Linked DNA regions of Homo sapiens: region 2 is linked to region 1. Evidence: read pairs that join two places in POLR2A ChIA-PET (ENCODE). Cell type or tissue: PC-9. All regions are shown on one strand. Each heading gives the region's core, and the rest is flanking DNA. Links, peaks and the distances in the headings are about the cores only. Region 1 overlaps PAK1 (p21 (RAC1) activated kinase 1). Region 2 overlaps ACER3 (alkaline ceramidase 3).

Region 1 (2,918 bases), core at 312-2,811:
AGTAGAGATAGGGTTTCACCATGTTGGCCAGGCTGGTCTCAGACACCTGACCTCAAGTGATCTGCCAGCCTTGGGCTCCCAAAGTGCTGGGATTACATGTGTGAGACACTGTGCCTGGCCCACATGACTTCTTTACTAAGAACTGTTATTTGATTTTCTTAAGTTCAAAGAACATAAAAAAAAAAATCCTTTCAATGTCTGGTATTAGGAGAAGAGAGGAGAGAAGAAACCTTACTGTGCTAAATGTGTAGCTGCCCAGTGCAAATGCCTCTGACCTGAGTAAAAGTTGAAAGTATGTCCTGATGCTATCTAAGGATGCGGAACATTTTTTTTTTTTTTGAGACGGAGTCTCACTCTGTTGCCCAGGCTGGAGTGCAGTGGAGCAATCTCGGCTCACTGCAAGCTCCGCCTCCCGGGTTCACGCCATTCTCCTGCCTCAGCCTCCCCAGTAGCTGGGACTACAGGTGCCCGCCACCACGCCTGGCTAATTTTTTTTTTTGTATTTTTAGTAGAGAAGGGGTTTCACCGTGTTAGCCAGGATGGTCTCGATCTCCTGACCTTGTGATCCACCCGCTTCGGCCTCCCAAAGTGCTGGGATTACAGGCGTGAGCCACAGCGCCCGGCGAAAAGATGTGGAAAATTCTTAAAGCTGATCAGCAGCTACTTTGCTACTCTGGATCTTTCTTCATTTCCTTTAAGCTGAGGAATTGCATGTTACTGAAAAATGGCATTGGACTGAGACCCTTGAAGGCCTATTTGTCTTCTAGTGGGTCAGCTCTTTTTAGTATTATCGAAGGCAATGTTTCAAAATTCGCAGTTTTCTTTTGGATTAGTATGGGTTTCTTTAAAGTGCCACACTATTCTAATAAAGCTTAACATGAATAATGTGACTTTGTTCCATTAAAAATAACAGGGCTTTGTTTCACAAACTTTTGAATCAATTTAAAATTTAGTTATGATGCCATCCTGACAACCCTTTTCTGTTTCCTTTTTTGGTGTATGTAAACATACATAAACATACATGTAGTTGTAATCATAATGTAGACCTAAGTTTGTTGTTTGCCCTTTTTTCTTGACTTATACACATTCCCGCATGTTACTCTTTAGTCTTCATTGTAAAATTTAAGATGATGTTCCATAATTTACCCGAAACTATTGTGTCAGTCAATGTTCTACTGGAGAAACAGAACCAGTAGAATAATTCTTTCTTAGAGAAACTTCAGTTTTGCTCTTAAAGCCTTTCAACTGATTAGATGAAGTCCATCCAGATTATGGAGGATAATATTCTTTACTTAACGTCAGCTGATTGTAGATGTTAACCACATCTGCAAAATACCTTCCCAGCAACATCTACATTAATGTTTAATTGAATAACTGGGGACTATAGCCTAGCCAAGTTGACACATAAAACTATCAGGTGTAGGTTTTTAGGTTTTTCTTTTCCTATTATAAATTATACTGTAATTTTACCCAATAGCACTGCATATAGCTTTCTCCTTTCAAAGATTACTTCTTTAGAATAAATTTCTATAGGTGGGATTACTGGATCAAAGGGTAGAAGACCTAATGGGCTCTTGACAGGATTTGACATTTGCAAACTGAAAAAACCACTACAGCCTTTCTTTTGATGATTTCTTCAGGAATTGGCCTATTCAACTGACTCATTTACCTTTTCCACAAGCCTAGTTTTCTGCCTGTGTTTTCTATCTCTGGAAATAATTGCATGCTTTTCCTCAGAATTGTCTTCAGTTTTACTCTTATTCTCCTTCTGCCACTTTTTTTCTGCCCTTTACCTCTCTGCCCCCACCCTCCAGACTTTGCCTCATATATCACAGATGAAATAGAAGCTTCATATTCCTACTTAGAATTTACTTGGATTTGTACCCATTCCTTCCTTTGCCCCTTCTTTTACAATGAAAGAAGTCATTCTGTTCTCTTGCCTCATCTCTTCTTCGCTTGCTCCTCCACATGTTTTTAGATTGTTTCCCATGGTCCCATTTTAGAAATCTCGCTTTATGGCATCTTTAAATTTTGCCTTCTACTGAGTTACCCTAAGCATCATTCAAACATTCTACTTAAAGGAAAATAATTTTCCTTTTCTTCACCAAAAAAAAAAAGTGCTCCTGGGATCCCATGTCAGCTTCTAGATAAACCCTATCTCTGCTTTCCTTCAAAGCTAGTCTTTTTAAAATAGCTATTTACAACTTCTACTTCGAGTACCTTACCTCCTATTTATTCTGCAGCCTACTCCCCTCCTGTCTCCACAACCTCATCATAACTGCTCTTGCTAAGGCCATTAATGATGTTCATGGTGCCAAACTTAACTTTAAAAAAAAAAAAAAAAAAGCAAACAAAAAACCTTATAGCCACAGATGTACCCAATAATCCTGTACCTCAATGGCTGGCTGGCTGGCTGACTCCCTCCCTCCCTTCCTCCCTTCCTTCTTTTTTTTCTTTCCTTCTTTCTTTTTCTCTCTCCCTTTTTCCTTTTCATCCCTTTTTTTTTTTTTCTATTCTACAGAGTTTGAGAAAGTCTGTCTCTCCTCAGGGCCTTCACACCTGTTCTTTACCCCTGGTTTGCTGTTCGCAATTCTGGCTTCTCCTTCTCATTCAGTAAACAAATACTCATTGTCTACTGTAAACCAGGACCTTTCTAATCTAAAGAAGAGCCCCACGCCGGGCGCGGTGGCTCACGCCTGTAATCCCAGCACTTTGGGAGGCCTAGGCAGGCGGATCACGAGGTCAGGAGATCGAGACCATCCTGGCTAACACGGTGAAACCCCGTCTCTACTAAAAACACAAAAAATTAGCCAGGCGCGGTGGCGGGCGCCTGTAGTCCCAGCTGCTCGCGGGGGTGGCTCAGGCAGGAGAATGGCGTGAACCCGGGAGGCGGAGCTTGCAGTGAGCTGAGATCGCGC
Region 2 (2,918 bases), core at 166-2,665, 430 kb after region 1:
CAAGCGATTCTCCTTCCTCAGCCTCCCGAGTAGCTGGGATTATAGGCGCGTGCCACCATGCCTGGCTAATTTTTGTATTTTTTTTTTAGTAGAGACGGGGTTTCGCCATGTTGGTCAGGCTGGTCTCGAACTCCTGACCTCGTGATCCACCCACCTTGGCCTCTCAAAGTGCCGGGATTGCAGGCGTGAGCCACCGTGCCCGGACCCATCATTCTTAAATTTACATCTTCAGCCCAGATCTCTCAGCTGAGCTCCAGATCGACATTTATTATCTTTAAGCTCTCTGCCAGGATGTCTCACACAGTCTACAAACTCTGCAAATCCCAAGTGTACTCTATAATACCCTAAACCTTCTTCCCATGTACCTCTGATATATTGGAGTTCGTATCTCCACTGCCACTATCCACCATTCTTCCTCTATCTAGTATCCCTACATCCATACTGGCTCCCTTTAATCCATCCTCCATCTTTTCCAGAGCTTTCCAAATTCAAATTCTTTTTTTTTCTTTCAAAGGTGATGTTTCTATTGTCCAGGCTGGAGTGCAGTTGATTTAAGCTCACTGCAGCCTGGAACTCCTGGATTCAAGCGATCCTCCCACCTCAGCCTCCTGAGTAGCTGGAACTACAGGTGAGTGCCACCACACCTGGCTACTTAAATTTTTTTTGTAGAGATGGGGTCTCGTTGTGTTGCCCAGGCTGGTCTTGAACTCCTGGCCTCAAGCAGTCCTCCCACCTTGGTCTTCCAAAGTGTTGGGATTACAGGCATGAGCCACCGCACCAGGACAACCAAATTCAAATTTGTAAGATGGCTTTCAAAGCCCTATGTGATGTCATTCCAGTCCATCTCTCCAGAAACTCACCTCTGGCTCCCTGTGCTGTAAAGGGCCTTTCCCCTACTTTCCTTAATACCTCTCGTTCTTCAGTTCTTGGTGTAGATATTCATCTTCAGGGATGTCTTCCCTACTCCAGCTCCCTCGTATTCCCTCCGAGAACTCTCTATACCCTTCCTCATGACACTCATCCCAAATGTAATTGGCAAAATTACTTTTGAGACACTAAGTGCCATGAGGGCAGGTATCTGTCTTATTTTTCATTGTACTCCTAGCACCTAAAACAGACCTTCCAGTTTATTGAATGGATGGCACATAGTAGGGCTCAATAAATGGATCCCCCCATTTTCTGCTTTCTCATTTCCTTTGAGAATCAAGCCTTACTTTGGGACTAGGCCACCCTGTCAAGTGAGACAGGTCGTGTTTTCTCTGTCACCTAAGAAGACCCACTTGAGTTAGACTGCATTCCAGTCCAGGGCGAAAGAAAGAAAAAAAGAGCTGAAAAGGCCACCCCAGAACTGCACTAGAGAGAAGCCCAGAGTAAGTTCATAAAATTTGCTAAATCAAATGACAGATGCCTTTCTTAGGCGGGTGTGTACTGTTCAGGGTGAAATAAAGCCATCCAAACTCCTTTTCAGCCATTCCCTTCACAAAGCACAGCCCAAATGGCTTTGCACACTCATGTCTGTGTTTTGTCAGGTAAAGATTCCTGTTTCGCCTCTTGCTAGCATCCATCTGTTCATCCAGGCAAGGCTGCCCCACCCTGACACACAAAGGAGGGACTAGCTGAAGAATCAACCATATGGTCAGCAATGACTAAAACCACCCATTCCAGCAGGCTTGGCTAAGAAAGCTAATATTTGAAAAGCTGTGGTTTGAGGAACTAGGTGAGTTATGGGAAATTCTAATTTGTTTTATATCTTGTAGATGGTACTTCAGTTAAAAGTTATAAACCACAGACACACATGGCTTATGCAGGACCATTTTTTCTGTTCCTGATCTGTCCCTCTTCATTGTGTGAAGCTGGATGGTTCGTGTTTACTTCACAGCTCCTAAAGTTGAAGATACTGAGTATTTAAAGATATAAATGTTTAATTAAAAAATTATTAGCTTTTAACCTTGTAACATACTCAGGTTTGGAGTAGAAAGGTACTGCAGTACAGTGTTAGGAGCCCAGTGACAAAGAATTCCCAGGATAATGACTGGATGTCATTTCCATGAAGAGGCTTGCTGCTGGCCTATACTGCCAGCTTAAGCAAACTGGGAAAAGATGTGTCCTCTGAGATGTAACCCTATCTTTGGCAGGCTGAGCACAGGCTAGATTTCAGCCTCTCATTCACCCTCCTTCCTCTCTCAACTGGGTGCCTTTGTGTAGTACGTAAACTCTATAATTACACACGGTAGCCCTGCCTTTATATGAATGTATAGATTTTAAAAATATAAATCAGGGATGAAACACTACCAGTAGTCTTATTCAAAACAATATTATTTAATTTAATATTTTCACCTATGAGAGGTAATGAATGCAGAAATATAGTCTCCATTATAGCAGACAGGAAAAAATACATTATCCTACTATTTTCTAGAAAAATGATTGTGGCATTAGCAAATCAAATGGAAAAAGTGAATAAGCAGACTGAGATTACCTGAAAATAGTTAGTTGCTAGTAAGATTCAGTACAATGTATGTTTATTAAATAATCGCTACTAGAACAAACATCTGCGACAACTATGAAGTTAGGAAATGCTGTATTAGCTTGAACAGTTTATCTGTTGGTCACATTAATAAGTGACTCAGAAATATTACAAGTATGGAAAGGCATGATAGTGAACAATGCCACATGAGTCCATTAAGCAAAAATAGATAATGGCCCCTATATCTTAGAACAGACTCACTTATTCATTGGTATGAATAATTTAGCTCTAAAAAGAAAAATCCAAAAGAAGCGAAGACTAACTGTGGAAAGGACTTTGAACTTTTCCTTTTAGAAAGTTAAAAAAAAGAAAAAAAGTGTACATGACTACCACAGCTTGACAACTACCATGTGGCACATTTTATATGACATGAGAAAAAATGGTCAAAAGATCT

What was found. Peaks named below come from ENCODE experiments on the same cell type or tissue, not always from the same donor. Only the 100,000 strongest peaks of a DNase experiment are listed, where the experiment ranks them.
Region 2: POLR2A ChIA-PET joins it to region 1 with 7 read pairs; 3 of 35 experiments call an interaction of 5 or more read pairs at or near these places.

What each region holds. Positions count from the first base shown.
Region 1 is chr11:77,459,752-77,462,669 of GRCh38, reverse strand. The region is part of intron 1 of PAK1 (p21 (RAC1) activated kinase 1); the gene reads left to right. Among named protein-coding and RNA genes, the nearest start is that of PAK1, 13 kb to the left of the region's middle. In PC-9, for the core only: no CTCF peak of the experiment used is centred there; no DNase peak of the experiment used is centred there.
Region 2 is chr11:77,026,178-77,029,095 of GRCh38, reverse strand. It overlaps ACER3 (alkaline ceramidase 3), which reads right to left. Exons shown (of 11, transcript NM_018367.7): 11 at 2,299-2,918. All of the region lies in intron 1 of ACER3-AS1 (ACER antisense RNA 1), which reads left to right. Among named protein-coding and RNA genes, the nearest start is that of B3GNT6, 6.8 kb to the left of the region's middle. In PC-9, for the core only: no CTCF peak of the experiment used is centred there; a DNase peak (open chromatin) is centred at 1,655.